Regions from separate parts of the Homo sapiens genome. Here all the other regions are linked to region 1. The links are chromatin contacts, found by Hi-C or POLR2A ChIA-PET in ENCODE. All regions are on one chromosome and are shown on one strand. Each heading gives the region's core, a stretch centred on a gene start or an enhancer-like site at or near the end of the contact. The rest is flanking DNA. Distances are from core to core; before and after follow the strand shown. Region 1 holds the start of GNAS (GNAS complex locus). Region 2 overlaps PMEPA1 (prostate transmembrane protein, androgen induced 1). Region 3 has its middle 45 kb from the start of CTCFL. Region 4 holds the start of FAM217B (family with sequence similarity 217 member B). Region 5 holds the start of NKILA (NF-kappaB interacting lncRNA).

Region 1 (2,614 bases), core at 1-2,500:
CCGGGACACGTCTGCTCCGCGCACACACAGTCAGTCGGTCCTGCCCGAAACGCACCAAGTCGCGCCCAGCGGCAACCGCCCTCCCTCCTCCCCTCGCCGCCCCCCTCCCGACTCCGGCGCCACGACTCCCTTGCGCCCCCTCCCCCCCACTGCACCACCTTTACCGCTCCGATCCTTTCCGAGGGGCTGATGTCACCAGCCCCCCCACTCTCCTCGGCCACTTCTCCCCGCCAAAGCCTCCCTTTGGCGAGGCCCCCTCCGCCACCACGGCGCCCCCCAGCGTCACCCCCTCCTCTCCTCGCCCCTTTCTTCCCCTCTTTCCCTCTCCCAACAAATCTCACACCCCACGGAGGCGGGTCCCCCTCCCTCTACCCGCCACCCGGTTTCCTGTCCCCGAAACCCTCTTTTTGTCGCAGTCTCCGGAGCCCCATGGGCTCCCCCTCCCCCTCCCCAACACGCACCCAAACCCCTGGCGTCGTGTAGGCCTCGCGGAAAAAGAGAGAAAGAGAGAAAGAGGGGGAGAGCGAGAGCGAGAGCAAGAGAGAGACACTGAGCGGGCAGGCCGGGGGAGGGGGACCCGCGCCCGCGTCGCCACGGCCCCCCGCCCCGTTTTTGAGCCCCCGCCCGGCCGAATCCGCGCCCCTGGGTCCCCCTTCCGGCCTCGCCCCCCACAGACAGAGCCCGCGAACGGGCGGGGGGCTCGGGAGCGCGCGCCCGGGGCGGGGGGCGGGCTCGGCGCGCGCGGCCTGCGGGGCGCCCTTCGAGGGCCCCCGGGCCGGGGCCGGCGCCCCCCGCCCGCCCTTACCCAGCAGCAGCAGGCGGTGCGTGGCCCGGTAGACCTGCTTGTCCTTCTGCAGCTGCTTCTCGATCTTTTTGTTGGCCTCACGCTGCGCCTTCTCCTCGTTGCGCTGGTCCTCGGTCTTACTGTTCCCGAGGCAGCCCATGGCGGCGGCGGCGGCGGCGGGGCGCGGCCGGGCTGCGGCGGCGGCGGGCGCGGGCGGCCTCACGCGGGCCGGGAGGGCCGGGGCAGCGCCGGGCGGGCGGGCCGGGCGCGGGCTCGGCTCCTCGGCAAGGAGCGCGCGGGGCGGACTGCGGGCCGCGGGCCGCGGGGCGCGCGGACGGGCGGGAAGGGGAGGGTGTCGGTCGGACCGAGGGGCGCGCGCAGCTCCCCGCCCCTCGAGCCGAGGCCGAGGGGGCTGATGGCCGCCGCCGGGCCGAGGCGGACCAGAGCAGGAGCTGCGGGAGCTGCTGCCGCCGCTGCCGCCGCCGCCGCTCTTATTGCCTCGGCCGGGCCCCCGCCGCCGCCCCGAGCCAAAAGCGCCGCGGCGGGCGGGGGGAGGCGGGGGGAGGAGGAGGCGGCGGCGGCGAGGGGGGTGGAAGGAGGAGGAGGAGGAGGAGGGCCGAGGAGCGGCCGCGGCGGCGGCGGCGGCTGGGAGGGCGGGAGCCGGCGGAGGGAGGCGGCCCCCCGGGAGCCCGGGGAGGGGGTCCCTCCGCCCGCGCCCGGCCGGGGACGGGACGGGCCGGGGAGACGCCCCCCACCCCCCGGGCTCGGGCAGCAGCCCGGCTGAGCCGAGGGGGGAGAGGGGGCGTCTCCGCGCCAGTGACGACCCCTCGCACGACGCCAACGCTCCACCCCCCGGACCGCGTCGCCCGGCGCCCCCGAGGCCTCCTCCCCCTCCCGCGGGCGCCGCCGAGGGGCTGGGGTGGGCGGAAGGGGAGGGAGCGCGCGCCCGGACTTAGGAAAATTTTCGAAAGAGCGAGAGACACAGAGAGCCAGAGAGCAGGAGTGTGGAAAAAGCGAGGCGAGCACGAACCAAAGGACAGAGCAACCGAAAAGGAAAATGTGTCCACACACACACACGAACACGAATAAAAACCCACACTACACAGCGATGGTGGTGTCTGGTGGCGGTGGCGGGGTGGGGGGTCTGACTAGATGAGCCGCTCCTCGCGCCCCCGGCGCCGGGCGCCATGGCCCGAGCCGAAGGCGCCTCTGGCCCCGGAGCGCCCGCGGCCTCTGCGCTTGGCGCGGCCGCCCAAGTAGGAGAAGAAGGCGCAGCCCAGGAACACTCGGAAGCAGCAGGTCGCCCCGAACACGAAGCCGCAGCCGCGGCCCTGCTCCGTGCGCTTCTGCAGCAGGAAGTTGAGCACCCACGAGGGGCTGCGCACCGAGAAGACCAGGAACACCACGAGGGGCAGGTGGGCGCTCAGCGCGCCAGCCTTGAGCGGCCCGGGCCGCCACACGATGCCCCCAACGCGCGGCGCCGCGTAGTAGGCGTCGTCCTCGTCGCTCGAGTCCGTGTCCCAGTCAGCCCAGGCCCTACTCGTGCCCCCGGCGGCGGCGCCCTCCTCGGCGCCCCCGACGGCGCCCTCCTCGGCGCCCTCGTCGTCGTCGGCGGCGGCCGCGGCGGCGGCGGCCTCGGGGCATCGGGCCTCCTCCTGGGCTTCTGGCACCTTCTTCTTCTTCTTCTTCAGCATCTTCTCCATCTTCTTCCTCTCCTTCTCCTTCTTCTTCTCCTCCTTTCGCCTCTGCTCCAGCAGCTTCTTCTCGAGCTTCTTGCGCTCCTTGTCTGTTAGGAACTTTTCGGGGAGCGCCTCCCGCGCCGGGTTCTTG
Region 2 (3,585 bases), core at 834-3,333, 1.2 Mb after region 1:
TAAATATTGGATCCTCAGGCTGGCAGATGCGTCTGCGCTGTAATTGGGTCTTTCCTGGAGTAATTAAAGGAAAATGATTATATTAACCCAAGTCACCAGGCCAGCATGGCATAGAGAACTGAATGGCAACAGTATTGATGTTTCCCTCCAAAAACTGGCCTCTCTCAGCACATCAAAAACGCACCCTTGGCTTGAGTTTAGGGAGCTTTCCTTTCTTTGCACTTTTTATAATTGATCGCGTGTCTCCTGGCCTTCTTTTTCTTTTTAAAAAGCAGTGGGGGATATCCGTGCCCTCTAACGTGAGCAGCCTCTACCTGCTCAGGGAGATCTGAGCTTAAGGACAAGTGTGGCGTAAATGCCCCCGGAGACTGCGGCGTGAGAGATGACATTGAAAAAGGTCTGGCTTTTAGAGCTCAAACCTGGGAGGCTTGGACTCTTTTTTCTTCTTCTTCTCCTTTTCTGAAGAGTTGGAGAAGCCGGAGTTTCAAGACCGTCTTGGTGTGCTGCCTTATTTAGGAGGCGAGCTGCTGCTCATTTGTCAGGCAAAACAGATGTGGTGGGGAGACAACATCTATTTTCATAATTCGAAACAAATCTGGCGAGCCGCCTTCCTTTTCAGCGGGGCCTGCTCATGCAGAAAGCCCAGCTCCCAGGCAGCATCTAGCAGAAATATTTATAGCTCATCCATTGAACTTTCCTTCCTCCAGGAGGAGTTGGTTTCTGCTGGCGATGGGGACACAGACTTGACAGGGAGTGGGTGCTGTTTCAGGGATTTTTTTTAAATCAAAAACTGGAGGAGTGTGGGTCACAGCCAGCGACGCAGCTGTGCCTCTCCTTCTCGTGTCCTTTCGTCTTCCAGGTGTGGGGCGGTGGGCACGGGAGCCTGCTCTGTAGCATTCAGCAGCCTCTTTACTGGGAGGGCAGTTAAAGGCTGACTTTGAAACTCCTCTGGGCCGGCGCCTAGGACCCCGACACTCCAGGGAGACCCAGAACCTGGGCCCCTAGTTACCAGTGACTTTGTGCTTAGGTATGCAAGGGCAGCGGGCTGTCATTTCCCCATTTTATGGATGAAACCACCGAGGCTCAGAGAACAGCTTGCCCAAGGTCACACAGGGAACCGCTGGTGGAGCTGGTCCCCCGCTCTGAGCACCATTCACACTCAGCTCAAGCCTTCATTCCCACTGGGAGCCTTTGCTACGCCGTCACCTCCCATCGAAGGTAGCTGTGTCTGTCTGTGTGTAATAGTGACCTAAGGAAGGAGGACAGACCCGGTATTTGGGCGAATCACCCATCTTCTGTTCATTTATCCAGTAGGTGAGCTCCTTCCCTGTGCCACTGGAGATGGGAGGACCTGGTGAATGGAACAGGCCTGAGCCTGCCCTCAGGGAGCTACTAGTCTGGTGCAGATGGGAAACAGAGTCAGATACTGAACGGAGGAGGAGATTCGACAGTGTCACATGACTGTGCCTGGGGGCTGCTTTATTGGTCTGAGAGGGTCTCTCAGCAGGGCTGACCTTGTGCTGAGAATGAGGGATGAGAAGGAGTCAGCGGTGGGAAGACCTTGGGGGGAGTACCTCAGGCAGAGAGGAGAAGCCGAGAGGGTGAGGTCTGCTAAGCTAGGTGTGGTGGCCATGTCCAGTTCCCAGCTGGCCGTGTCACCTTGAGGGGGGACTGACCAGGTTGCAGTTCCTTCTTCTGTAAAATGAGGGGGTGACTAAAGCGTACACAAGTTCTGATTCTGGGAAAACCACAGAGAATCGAGTTTTGTAAGGTGCTGCCAGCAGGGGAGGAGGTGGAGGGTACGTGGAGAGCTCTATTATTGCTTACAGAATTGAACGTGAAACGACAATGGTTGCTAAATTAAAAAGTTGGTTATTTTAAGCAGTGAAAGGTCTGGGAGGGCCGTTCCCTTCTTGATGCTGGGACCACCCTTGTAAGAGGCAGCGCCACACCATCCTCACGGTCGTCTCAGGCAGGGGACACCCTAGAGAGGTCTCTCGCTGTCACCCGCAGATGGCAGAAGTGGGACTGGCTCCGGGGCAACCCCTGGTTGCCTCGCACAGGGCTCCCTCCCTGGCAGGAAGGAGGCCCATGCAGGGTGAGGGTGCCCTCAGGAGCTCAGGCAGGCGGCAGGTTTGGAGGGACGGGGGTTCCCAGTGGCAGTGATGGAGGGGTGTTTCTCATTCCCCACTGCCGTGATTCCATGCAAGTGGATGGAGCGTGCTGGAGAGGTCAGGAAGGAGCATGGGCGCCTGCCTCACCCCTGCCCCACCAGCACTCAGGCAGGCCTCACAAATCACAATGGGCCCTGTCCCTGGTAGCACCCAGGGTTGATGAATGGGGACTCCCAGGCCCTGGGGCACTTGGAAATCCCTCATGCAAAAGGTGGAAACTAGAAGTTGTCCTGCAGATTGACATTCTCAGAACTCCTTCCCTCCCTTCCTCACTGACCCGGCCCCGACCCGTGGGATGATTTTCATTCTCCTGCCTCCAGAGAAGGACCTGTGCTTACGTCCTCACGCAGACTGCTCTCCGCCACTTTCCCTCACCCATGTATTCATTTCACAAGCATTTACGAAGTGCCTCCTGTGTGTCTGGCATGGTGGTTGGTGCCAGTGTGCGTTGATCGGTGATCAAGGTGGTTGCGACTCCAGCCTACAGAAATGTACAATCCAAGTGTGAAATGAACAACTGCCCTTTCCTAAGCGTTTGCTTTCAAAGCAGATGTTTTTAGACTAAGTTGTTGTTATTCTTCAAACCGGTTGTGTGTGGTTTCAGTCCCTGCTTCTGTCTTCACATTGAGGCCTAATTAGGAATCAGCTGTTGCCTAGCTAATGTTTATTGAGCAAGCACTATGCACCCGGCACTGTGCCTGAGATATTCACTATCATCTGATTTAATCCAGAGTTTCTCGACCTTGGTGCTGACGTTTGGGCTCAATAATTCTTTTCTGTGGGGGACTTCCCTGTGCGTGGCAGGGTGGATGTTTAGCTACTTCCCCTCGCCCACTGGATGCTAGTAACACCCCCTCCCAGTTGTGGCAACCACAAGTGTTTCCAGATATGGCCAGATGTCCCCTGGGGCAAAATCATCTCCGGTAGAAGAACCACACCTTAGCCCTAGCAGCTGCCCTTGAGGTCCCAGTCCCTTCATCTGCAGAATGCGGGTGTTGACGGGACTCCCCAAAGCGGCTCCTTGGGAGCTTTGAATGATATAATGCACTTAAAGCTCTTAGCACAACCCAGCTAAAGCTGGAGTGGCTGCAGCTCTCCCCGCTGGTGTGTCTGAGTGTCTGACGGGCAGAAGTCGTTTTTACCATCCACTCATCCCCCGACGGTTCCCTGGGGCTTGCAGTGCAAGCCAGACTCCATGCCACAAGCTAGGCTCACCTTGCAAAGATGGTCAAGGTCACAGCCATTGTGACCCTCACTCCCACCAGGGATGCCTGCGTGGACAGCCTGTACCCAAGGAACTGGAAGGCGCAGGCTCTGGCTCTAGCCAGCTTTGCACGGTTGCTCTGTGTCTCTGGGCAACTCCCTCCCCCTCTCTGGCCCTGTCCTTTTCTCATCTGACCCATTTTAGGGG
Region 3 (3,489 bases), core at 4-2,503, 1.4 Mb after region 1:
CCCCCTCTCCTCCCCCTCTCCTCCCCCTCTCCTCCCCCTCTCCTCCCCCTCTCCTCCCCTTCTCCTTCCTGTTTCCTTCCTGTTGCTTGGGGTCCTGCAGAGCAGGTGCCCCCTGGCCTGTGTTACAGGGCTTCTCTCAGAGGCATGCTGGGAAGCAATGGCTTTGGGGGGACCCCTGTTTGTAGCATTTGCCATTTCCATGCTGGCAGATTTCCTGCTATCCAGAGGACGCACAGGAATGCACGTCCAGACCTAAAGCATTTCCTTCCCCCAAATGCAGCCGAGGTGGCACCCCAAGAGCCTGGGGAATGGTGAAGTGCAGTATGCTAATTAGGGAGTGAGGTGTCCTGAGGAGCTATTATCTCTGTTTTTAATGTAATTCCTTTAATTACATGTTTGTATCATTTAATTTTAATATTGGCCATATTTAACAACACATATGCAAATAATCTAGCCATCAGCGTTTGTAGGTTCACTGGCAGGAGCCGGGTGGTGCACACTGTGGCCTGCTGAGCCTGCATAGACAGAAAGTTCCACAGTAGCTCCCCCGACACAGCCCAGGGCAGGGGCTCAGGCAGCGCCTGCACTCCGTGTTCTCCCTGCCTGCTCTTGGTTGCACCTTCCGGTGTCACTCCAGTCTTAGTGGGGCTCTCCTCTCCTGGTGGCACAGAGGTGGACAACAGTCCCAGGGGTCCCAAGGGATCCTTGGGGATCCCAGCTGAAGGTCTCTGGCCTCTGGGTCCCAGCGATGTCCTGAACCAGGGGCCATACGGTGCTTGGCTTGGCCGGCCCTGACCACTCCCCTCCCCTGGGTCTGGAGGTGGAGGGCAGCATTATGTGGACTAGAGCTGGGGGCAGGTGTCCCAGGGAACATCTGGTGGCATTAGGGAAGAGGGGGCTGTGACTGTCCGGCAGTCAGAAACATGGAGGGTCCGCCACAACCTCAGAAGCTCCTGGTCAACTGTGCAATCCTGTTTCAGCATTCTGTCGGAGGCTTTACAATCTCGAGATATTTTTAAACCTTTTGGTGCTTGGGGTTGTCAGATTTCGGAAGTAATACACCCTTGTTTAACAGGGGAAACAGTAATATTCAGCCCTGCATGAGAGTGAGGTAATCACCTCCACAGCCCCTTCCTCCCCCACTTGCGGGGGGCTCCTTCCACGCCCCGCTGCTGGCTGTGCTGACTCAGACACACGTGCACGGTGCAGGGGTTGCTTTGCATTTGCTACCGTAGACCCAAAACACACACAGGATTCTGCACCTGGCTTTTTTTCACTGCACAGTAAAGCTTGGGGTTCCCTACCAGAGAGAGCCCTGCAAACAGGAGGGTTTGCTCTCACTAAACCGGAGGCTGGGAGCCTTTTCATTCATTGCTCCTTCTGAAGGCGTAGAAAAGCAAAGATCTCTTGAGATTTCTAAATTTGGTCAGAGTGTACAGGGCCGTGCAGGGTGCCTGTGTGCTAAAAATATCAGCCCGGGTCTGGGGTGATGGCTGCGCGCTCAGAGAAGGGGCTGTGGGGAAGATGGCTGGAGGCGTACCTGGGGTCCCAGACAAGGCTGCCTCAGCCTCCTCCAAGGGCCTGGGCCTCCCCACACTGACATCCATGCTGCCAGCCATGCGTGCGGCACAATCATGGCTTAGGGAAGCTGCCCCAAATTGAGTAACCCTTCACCTGAGGTCCTACACCCAGGGGTTGAACACCACCTCGGGATTGGGATCCTGTCTAGGATTCACCCGCACCGATATTTACTTATTTCCAACTCACTTTTTAAAATCAAATGCATTTATTTTAAAATAAAATCTCACAGTGCTACAGTACACGGGAAACCCATATCACTTGTCTTAAATGGTAATGATAGGTAGACATCATATATCTCATATATAAAATTATAATAGGCCAGGCGCAGTGGCTCACACCTATAATCCCAGCACTTTGAGAGGCCGAGGTGGGCAGATCACCTGAGGTCAGGAGTTCGAGACCAGCCTGTCCAACATGGTGAAACCCCGTCTCTACTAAAAATACAAAAATTAGCTGGGCATGGTGGCAGGTGCCTATAATCTCAGGTAATCGGGAGGCTGAGGCAGGAGAATTGCTGGAACTCAGGAAGCAGAGGTTGCAGTGAGCCGAGATCATGACATTGCACTCCAGCCCAGGCAACAACAGCAAGACTCCATCTCAAAAAAAAAAAACAAACACCAAAACAAAAATACAAAAATTAGTTGGGCGTGGTGGTGCACACCTGTAATCCCAGCTACTTGGGAGGCTGAGGCAGGAGAATCCCTTGAACCCGGGAGGTGGAGGTTGCAATGAGCCGAGATCACGCCACTGCACTCTAGCCTGGGTGCTATAGTGAGACTCCATCTCAAAAAAATAAAATAAAATAATAATATTGTTATTACTGTTATTAACATTTGTGGGTGTTTGCTCTGGGTCAGGCACTGTTCTGATACACTAGCATGTTAACTGGTTTAATCCTTGCAACAGTCCCTGGGGGAGGTCCAGGGTTGGTGCTCCCTAATAGCCTCATTTTAGGAAAGTAGTTTAGGGCCTCAAAAAGACACATCGCTGCTAAACCAAAGACAGGGACCACTGAAATCGTAGTGAAACACCTCTGGTGGATTTTGGATCTGAATTTGCTTCTGCATTTGCTTTATTCATTCATTCACTGATTCCCTCATTCATTTGTTTGGCAATGTCTGCTGAGAACCCACTCTGTGCCCCACACTGGGAAGGCGGAGAGTGGGTCCTGTCCCAGCCCTCCTTAGCAGGACTGCAATGGGGAAGGCTGCATTAACCAACAGGCATGGTGTGGTGGGCACTTCGGAGCTACAAGATGGGTGAGGAACAGGGTGTTCACCAGCCTAGGCTAGGAGGGTGCTGCTGGGTCAAGTTTCTAAACTTTTAAGGATGAAAATAGGTGAAATTAGGGAAGAAAGGAGGAGGATATGGGTGAAAAAATGAAAAAATGGGTGAAGCAAGTTTCATGTCTTCATTGGATACCCCTATTGTTAACATACTGGAAGAAGAATTTAACCTCATTTTCCTTATCTGTAAAATGGAAACAATGGTACCAGCTTCAAAGCATAACGCCAGATTTTTGTTTTGTTTTGTTTTTTGAAACAGAGTCTTGCTCTGTTGCCCAGGTTGGAGTGCAGTGGCGCGATCTCGGCTCACCGCAACCTCTGCCTCCTGGGTTCCAAGCGATTCTCCTGCCTCAGCCTCCCGAGTAGCTGGGATTACAGGCGTGGGCCACCGTGCCCGGCTAATTTGGATAACATCAGTTTTAAAACATTACAGCTGTGCCTGCCACAGAGTAAATGCTCAAAATATGTGACTGATCATAATCATTATTTTTATTACTGTTGTTGGCAAATGATTGTGTTCTCCATTTATCATAGCTACGTTATAAAGTTTATTGTTTTCATATATTTGATTTTTTAAAGTGAGTTGGCATGGCAGGCTCTCGGCGAGTTTAAGCTCTTATCC
Region 4 (3,334 bases), core at 803-3,302, 1.0 Mb before region 1:
GTTTGATGGACTGTCTAAAAACAGGGATGCAGTAATAAACACTGTGAACATGTACACAAGAAACAAGCAAGCAAACAAACAAAAATCCCAGAATAAATCTAAGTCAGATTTTTCTTCTAAGTTTACATTACCTTTCCTGTAGTGCTCAAAATATTCTTGCTCAATCTGCTGGAAGATGATGACAGCTGGGGAGGTGACTTCTTTATTCCTCTTATATTTGGAAAGGTCTCCTCACCACCGGAACTAGAAGCAACAGAATACTGTCAGTAACTATTGATTGCAAATGGTCCTACCACCAGTATCGGGTTGGTTTTTCACTTGTTTTTTAATACTTGTATAATATTGAAATATTAAGGCTGTGATCATATAGTGGTTTGCACTCTAGGTTATGAAATACTGGGGAAGGGAGACATTGTCTTATGCTTACAGCTTTGTCTTTTCTGCTTATTACAGTAGATATTAGAGACAGGATCACAGGATCACACTACTATAAATACTGTGAATGGATTCCATCTCTCTCTCTCTCTCCCTGTTCACACACAGGTATAATCTTCCTTGGAAATAATATGTTGAAGAAATCTGGAAGGCTAAATAAGGTCAGGTCTTATTACAGCGTTCAATCATTGCATTGCCCAATCATTCATTCATGCAACAAATAATTACAGGAGTACCCAGAAAAATGGCAATGATTATGCACGTCCCTGTTCAGAAGGAGCTTAAACTCTAGGAGGAACGTTCCCATTCAATTTTTCGGCCTTCTCTATCACATCAATCCATTATAAGACTTTCCATATATTCATACATATTACATATTATATATCATCTCTTTATGAAGCATTGTTGACCTATACCACATATTGCTGTTATTCCCCTCTCATTTTGAGTGGCCTATTAAAAGTGCACTGAATGGAAATTGGATACTTCTCTTTCCCGTATCACCTGTCTCTGTAAAATAAAAGAGATGATTATAGAAGATTTTTATTTTCTTCCTGAAACTTTCCTGTATTTTTCCCACATTAATCATGTAAGCCTTTTTAGTTAGCTTACATCCAATGATAAATAAAATCATTCTCTCACATTTCATGAATTATACCACAATCAACAGCCTTGACTCATTTTAGATGCAACGAATGTTCTTGAATCAACCCCCTTTCATTAGTCTGGTTTTCTTTCTGCTTTGTCCCTCTGGACAATAAAAAGGAACCTTCTTAATGGAATGGCTGGCCCCAAACTGCTCTCTGGAAAGTGCACTTGCATCTTTTCTACTTCATTTCACCTGGTATGCTTTACACCAAAGGCTGTGGGGTTTTGTGCTCAAAGCTACCGGGTGAGAGACACGAATGCCTGCAGGGTTCTAAATAGGCAGAAAACAAGCTCCAGGCCTTGCTGGTGTTTCTGGCTTGCTTGGAAACAAAGCTAAAAGTCGGAGATTCTGGCTACAAATATGCTCCCCAAGCGCCAGAGGCTGATTAAGGGCAGCTGCAGAAGTCATCAGCGGGTAATAACTCTTGTTCCCCTGTCTTCCTCTCTGGCGCGGAGTCCAGGAAGACAACAGCAGCACCTCCCCTCCCCACCCTCAAGGGAATCTGCTGGCCATTCGGTGCGGCAAAGCATTCTGGGTGATGTGGACATGACGCTGCTCCTCTACGCAGTGAGGCTCCCTCGGTCTGACCAAGGGTCCAGGTTGCAGTGAACCTGTCCAAAGTGTGGGCTGGCCTCGATGTTTAAAATTAGCCTGAGACCAGCTCCTGGCAAGGCCGGTTTTTGCACCACCGCTCCCCCCATCCACAACCCAGAAATCTAAGGACACGCAGCATGCATTTTCCTTGTCCTCCGTTTGTGCAGACAAAGTCTATGATCGATAGGCGCGCAATCCAGGCAGACGTAAACAGAAATTGATCAGACCTGTTTCGCGACTGCAGCGGACACGTGACGAGGCTGCCAGCCTTCCTTCCTCTCCGGCGCCCGCGCGGGGACGCCCGGCTGCGGCGCGCTGCGGCAGGGGAGCTGGAGGCGGAGGCGCGCAGCTCCGCTGAGCTCCCTGGCTGAGCTGAGGCCGGCGGGGGCCCGCCTGCAGGCGGCGTCACGAGGGGCGGGGCGGAGGCTCGCTAGGAAGTTGCACCCGGTCAAGTTGCAGCCTTGTAAGTAACGCCGCGGACCGGGAAAGTGGGAGGGGCCGCTCCCGGAACGCAGCCTTCTTGTAAGAACCTCCAAGGAAGCAAGAAGAAAAAAGAGGCGCTACCCTGCGCTCCCGGGAGGCCTCTGAAAGCTTCCACTAGAGAAAAACTCCCCACTCTTACAATTTCTTTAACCGCAAGAAGCGGAGGACCTGGACAAGGACTCGAGGAGCAAGGTGGCGAACCAAGGGTAGGGCGCACCGGGCCCGAGAGGTCCCCCGCAGGTTGCAGATACGGTGGACTCTCTGCGGCTTCTGAGCACGGAGGGAGCTGTCGCGGGGTCGGGAGGTCGTCTCTCATCCCTGCCTCATCTTCCGACGGCCGGCGGGGCCATGTCCAGAGGCCCGAGCTCCGCGGTCCTGCCTAGCGCCCTGGGATCCCGGAAGCTCGGCCCCCGGAGCCTCAGCTGCCTGTCGGACCTGGACGGCGGCGTGGCCCTGGAGCCGCGGGCCTGTAGGCCCCCTGGGAGCCCGGGCCGCGCGCCGCCGCCAACGCCAGCGCCGTCGGGCTGCGACCCCCGCCTGCGGCCCATCATCCTGCGGCGGGCGCGCTCACTGCCCAGCTCCCCCGAGCGCCGCCAGAAGGCCGCGGGCGCGCCGGGCGCTGCGTGTCGGCCGGGCTGCAGCCAGAAGCTCCGCGTGCGCTTCGCCGACGCCCTGGGCTTGGAGCTGGCACAGGTCAAGGTGTTCAACGCGGGAGACGACCCGTCCGTGCCGCTGCACGTGCTGTCGCGGCTCGCAATCAACTCGGACCTGTGCTGCAGCAGCCAGGACCTGGAGTTCACCCTGCATTGCCTGGTGCCCGATTTCCCGCCGCCCGTCGAGGCCGCCGACTTTGGCGAGCGCCTGCAGCGGCAGCTCGTGTGCCTGGAGCGTGTCACTTGCTCGGACCTTGGCATCAGCGGTACGGTGCGCGTGTGCAACGTGGCCTTCGAGAAGCAGGTGGCTGTGCGCTACACTTTCTCGGGCTGGCGCAGTACCCACGAGGCGGTGGCGCGGTGGCGCGGGCCCGCAGGCCCCGAGGGCACGGAGGACGTTTTCACCTTCGGCTTTCCAGTACCGCCCTTCCTGCTGGAGCTCGGCTCCCGCGTGCACTTCGCGGTGCGCTACCAAGTGGCGGGTGCCGAGTACTGGGACAACAACGACCACCGAGACTAC
Region 5 (3,207 bases), core at 85-2,584, 1.2 Mb after region 1:
GGCACGCTTGGACTCCTCCAAAGAGCTTGGACCAGCCTGAGCCACATCCCTGGGCTTGACTTCTCCAGAACAAGCCTCCTGGTCTTTCTGGGAGAGCTCTGGCAGCATCACTGTGCCTGTGCAGGGAGAGCGGGAACCCACTTCCTGCACCGGCTTTCTCTGAGTTCTTCAGGATGAATTCGCTCTGGTCTAGGTAAGTTCTACCCCGAGGCCACCTTCACTTCCCAAATTCCAGCTTTTCCTTCTCTATCCAAACTGTTACAAACACAGTAACAATAATTTTTAAAAGCTTTTTTTTTCTCTGAACACACTAAGTCCCTGCTAATTACTGAAACTCCAGGCATTACAGGAATATGTGGACACTTAAAGAATCAGGACTACGTGGGAGAGGGGGAGGCAGCTCCCCAGGGTCCTGGGTTGGCACACAGGCTCCACCACTGTGTGACTTTCAACAAGCGACTTCCTTGACCAGCTGCCCGCTCTGTAAAATGGGGAGAGTAATATTCGGCCACACTGAGTCGGTGTCAGGTTGAGTTAATATTTGGAGAGTTTCTGGCACAGGTAGGTGCTCCTTAAGTGCCTGTTAAATAAGTGAAGCTTTGAGAAAGTGTCTAAAAGGCGACACACTAAATTTTTAAGAGGCTGGAGGTGGGCCAGGGAGGGGAGGTCTCTTATGTAATATTTTAATATCTTTTTAAACCTGAAGAATGTGTTCTTGTAGCACTCCTGTAATTAAAACTTAATGAACTAAAAGTACACCCCTCCTGCTCATACCCCTTTTGAACTCCGCAGCCGCGCCCCCCAGCCGGAGGCCCCTTGGGCAGCAGACAATGGGTGTGGATTCGCCCCAGGTCCCGCCGGCTGGGGCGGCGACAATACACCAGTCCCCGACAGCTATTTACATGACAAGGGCTTCCGGGCGTGTCTACGCGAGTTCCCGTCTTTCCTGGTCGTCCTCCTTGGGTTCGGGTGAAAGCGCTTGGGGGTTCAGTGGGCCATGATCCCCGAGCTGCTGGAGAACTGAAGGCGGACAGTCTCCTGCGAAACCAGGCAATGGGTGATCCATCTTGGGGGCTTCCTCCCCCTTTCTCCAATTTCTCTTCCCTGAGCCCCCAGGGACCTTGTGCTCCTCAGAAGATAGGCTAGCCCCAAGAGCCTGGGTCAAGGACCCCAGGGACGGGGGCGAGGGGAGGGCGCACCAGCAACCCGCCCGGGTGCGGCTGGCACCGAGTTCGGCTCCCCGGCCCCGGGCGTGCGCCGGGCAGGCGTTCCAAGCTGACCGCCGTTGGGGAGAGGGCACAGCGCCCCTCCTCCGTTGCGCGGGTGCCGGGTCTACGTGGGCCGCCTAGCTCTGGCCCTTTAAGAGCCCGCCCCGTTTCCCGTCACCCCGCCCCCCGGCTCGGGGAGGGGGTGCGGGGGAACCTCGGCGGGGATTGGCGCAGCGCGCGCCCCCTCCCCGGCCCCCGCGCGGTGGGAACCGGCAGCCCCGTCTAGCGCTGACGTCAGACCGTCTGCCTGCCTCCGACCGCGGTCTCGGAGCGAAACCCGATCTCCTTGGACTTGAATGAGGAGGAGGAGGCGGCGGCGGCGGCGGCGGCGGAGGCGCTCGGCTGGGGAAAGCTAGCGGCAGAGGCTCAGCCCCGGCGGCAGCGCGCGCCCCGCTGCCAGCCCATTTTCCGGACGCCACCCGCGGGCACTGCCGACGCCCCCGGGGCTGCCGAGGGGAGGCCGGGGGGGCGCAGCGGAGCGCGGTCCCGCGCACTGAGCCCCGCGGCGCCCCGGGAACTTGGCGGCGACCCGAGCCCGGCGAGCCGGGGCGCGCCTCCCCCGCCGCGCGCCTCCTGCATGCGGGGCCCCAGCTCCGGGCGCCGGCCGGAGCCCCCCCCGGCCGCCCCCGAGCCCCCCGCGCCCCGCGCCGCGCCGCCGCGCCGTCCATGCACCGCTTGATGGGGGTCAACAGCACCGCCGCCGCCGCCGCCGGGCAGCCCAATGTCTCCTGCACGTGCAACTGCAAACGCTCTTTGTTCCAGAGCATGGAGATCAGTGAGTGACCCCACGCCCCCCTCCCCGGAGACTCCATCGGGCTCGGACCCTATGTCGGGGCACAGCTGCGAGCGGGGGTCCGGGCCCTGCGCGCCCCCTCGGACCGAACGCCCTGCGCCCGGGCAGCGCCCGCCGCGCCCCGGGCGCGCCCTCCCGGCTCGCGGCAGCTGGCGGCCGGCCCGGCTTTGTCCCGCGGCGCTGCGAGCCTGGCACGGCCCCCGCTGTCCGCGCCCCGCCCGCCCGGACTCGGACCCGGGGCTCAGCGGCGGCGCACGGCGCGGGAGGGTTGGGGCGGGCGGATCCGTGAAGTTTCCATTTTATTTCCCTGAGGGCAGTCGCGATGGAGCATTTAGGCCGGCTCTTTATCAACTTTGGGCGGGGGTGGAGGGGCGTGTGAGACACTGTCTGGTCTGCGAGGTGTCTGGGGCTCCGGGCGTGTGTCTGGAGTGTTCGCGGCGCTGTGTCTCGGGCTCTGAGTGGATGTCCGTGCGTCTGTGGAGTGTGCGTGGCTGCGTGGCTCTGTCTGGGTCTTCGGCGTCTCTCGGGGTGTCTGGGGGTCTGAGTCGCGGTCTTGCCCAAGAGTGCGTGTCACCGAGTCTTCCTGCCTCTCTCTGTGTGTCTTTCCCGTGTCCGGGCCGGGGTGCCTTTCTTGAGCGTGTCCATCTTTCTGGGGGTCTGGTCTGGTTGGGCCGGATCTGGGGACCGTGTGTGTCCAGGTGTCTGAATCCAGGGCTCAGCTCTGGCCCGTCTGGCCCAGCGTGGATCTTGAATGTGTGTGTGTCATTGTGCCAGTGTCTGTGTCCCCGACGCACCTATAAATAGCCTCTGTCTGGACAGCTTGGTTCAGTCTGGCTGAGACCATGGTTACAAAGGAGTCAAAGTTTGGGGCTGTTTGTGTTTGGGACTGCCTGGCCCTAAATAAGGGATCAGTGGACCAACGGTGGGGAGTGGGGTTTTGAACCTTGTCGCTAACGCAGCCGCCTGGGCACCCAAAAGTTCAGATAAGTAAGTCTCTACCTCCTGCACACACAGCCCACCTAGGTGGACATTTGGTTGAGTGGAGAATTGAACCACTACCTCCCGGGTTCTGGCTTCTAGCTTCTAGCCTACACCTTGTCCCCCAGCCCACCTTTTCGGGGACCTTTTGCTTCCCTGAGCTTTAGT

The links. A loop is a pair of places that touch in the nucleus more often than their neighbours do. ChIA-PET counts read pairs that join two places held with the same protein, here RNA polymerase II (POLR2A). Pooled maps may share reads with other maps.
Region 2: a pooled map shows a loop between it and region 1 (15-fold over the local background). The contact joins the enhancer-like site here to the promoter of GNAS in region 1. A Hi-C loop is called at or near these places in 3 of 37 single-sample maps with no recorded cell type and 6 of 50 pooled maps.
Region 3: a pooled map shows a loop between it and region 1 (4-fold over the local background). The contact joins the enhancer-like site here to the promoter of GNAS in region 1. A Hi-C loop is called at or near these places in 4 of 37 single-sample maps with no recorded cell type and 3 of 50 pooled maps.
Region 4: a loop to region 1 is called in a map of gastrocnemius medialis, with 10 times the contacts of the local background. The contact joins the promoter of FAM217B here to the promoter of GNAS in region 1. A Hi-C loop is called at or near these places in 3 of 168 maps with a recorded cell type or tissue (CD8-positive, alpha-beta T cell, ascending aorta and gastrocnemius medialis), 1 of 37 single-sample maps with no recorded cell type and 17 of 50 pooled maps. POLR2A ChIA-PET finds 5 or more read pairs at or near these places in 2 of 52 experiments (Caco-2 and Panc1).
Region 5: a loop to region 1 is called in a map of endothelial cell of umbilical vein, with 5 times the contacts of the local background. The contact joins the promoter of NKILA here to the promoter of GNAS in region 1. A Hi-C loop is called at or near these places in 4 of 168 maps with a recorded cell type or tissue (ascending aorta, endothelial cell of umbilical vein, gastrocnemius medialis and 1 more) and 17 of 50 pooled maps. POLR2A ChIA-PET finds 5 or more read pairs at or near these places in 1 of 52 experiments (MCF 10A).

The regions. Positions count from the first base shown.
Region 1 is chr20:58,890,057-58,892,670 of GRCh38, reverse strand. GNAS (GNAS complex locus) reads right to left here and starts at 1,250. Exons shown (of 13, transcript NM_000516.7): 1 at 806-1,250. The coding sequence starts at 944. RefSeq lists silencers at 93-182, 1,053-1,272, 1,283-1,782, 1,843-1,992.
Region 2 is chr20:57,679,854-57,683,438 of GRCh38, reverse strand. All of the region lies in intron 1 of PMEPA1 (prostate transmembrane protein, androgen induced 1), which reads left to right. Among named protein-coding and RNA genes, the nearest start is that of PMEPA1, 28 kb to the left of the region's middle. RefSeq lists enhancers at 973-1,473, 1,783-1,832, 1,923-1,982, 2,393-2,502, 2,883-2,952 and 2 more and a silencer at 1,401-1,564. Within about 2 kb of position 2,083, at least 10 of the 41 ENCODE cell types and tissues checked have a DNase peak (open chromatin) inside an H3K27ac peak, as active enhancers do.
Region 3 is chr20:57,478,680-57,482,168 of GRCh38, reverse strand. No RefSeq gene overlaps it. Among named protein-coding and RNA genes, the nearest start is that of CTCFL, 45 kb to the left of the region's middle. RefSeq lists enhancers at 592-811, 1,022-1,071, 1,082-1,201. Within about 2 kb of position 1,253, at least 3 of the 41 ENCODE cell types and tissues checked have a DNase peak (open chromatin) inside an H3K27ac peak, as active enhancers do.
Region 4 is chr20:59,939,107-59,942,440 of GRCh38, reverse strand. FAM217B (family with sequence similarity 217 member B) reads right to left here and starts at 2,052. Exons shown (of 4, transcript NM_022106.3): 1 at 1,906-2,052; 2 at 132-243; 3 at 1-14. It overlaps PPP1R3D (protein phosphatase 1 regulatory subunit 3D), which reads left to right and starts at 2,136. Exons shown (of 1, transcript NM_006242.4): 1 at 2,136-3,334. The coding sequence starts at 2,510. RefSeq lists silencers at 1,815-2,194, 2,545-2,674 and an enhancer at 1,953-2,247.
Region 5 is chr20:57,708,310-57,711,516 of GRCh38, reverse strand. NKILA (NF-kappaB interacting lncRNA) reads right to left here and starts at 1,334. Exons shown (of 1, transcript NR_131157.1): 1 at 1-1,334. PMEPA1 (prostate transmembrane protein, androgen induced 1) reads left to right here and starts at 1,502. Exons shown (of 4, transcript NM_020182.5): 1 at 1,502-2,043. The coding sequence starts at 1,935. RefSeq lists silencers at 1,101-1,220, 1,241-1,670 and an enhancer at 2,509-3,120.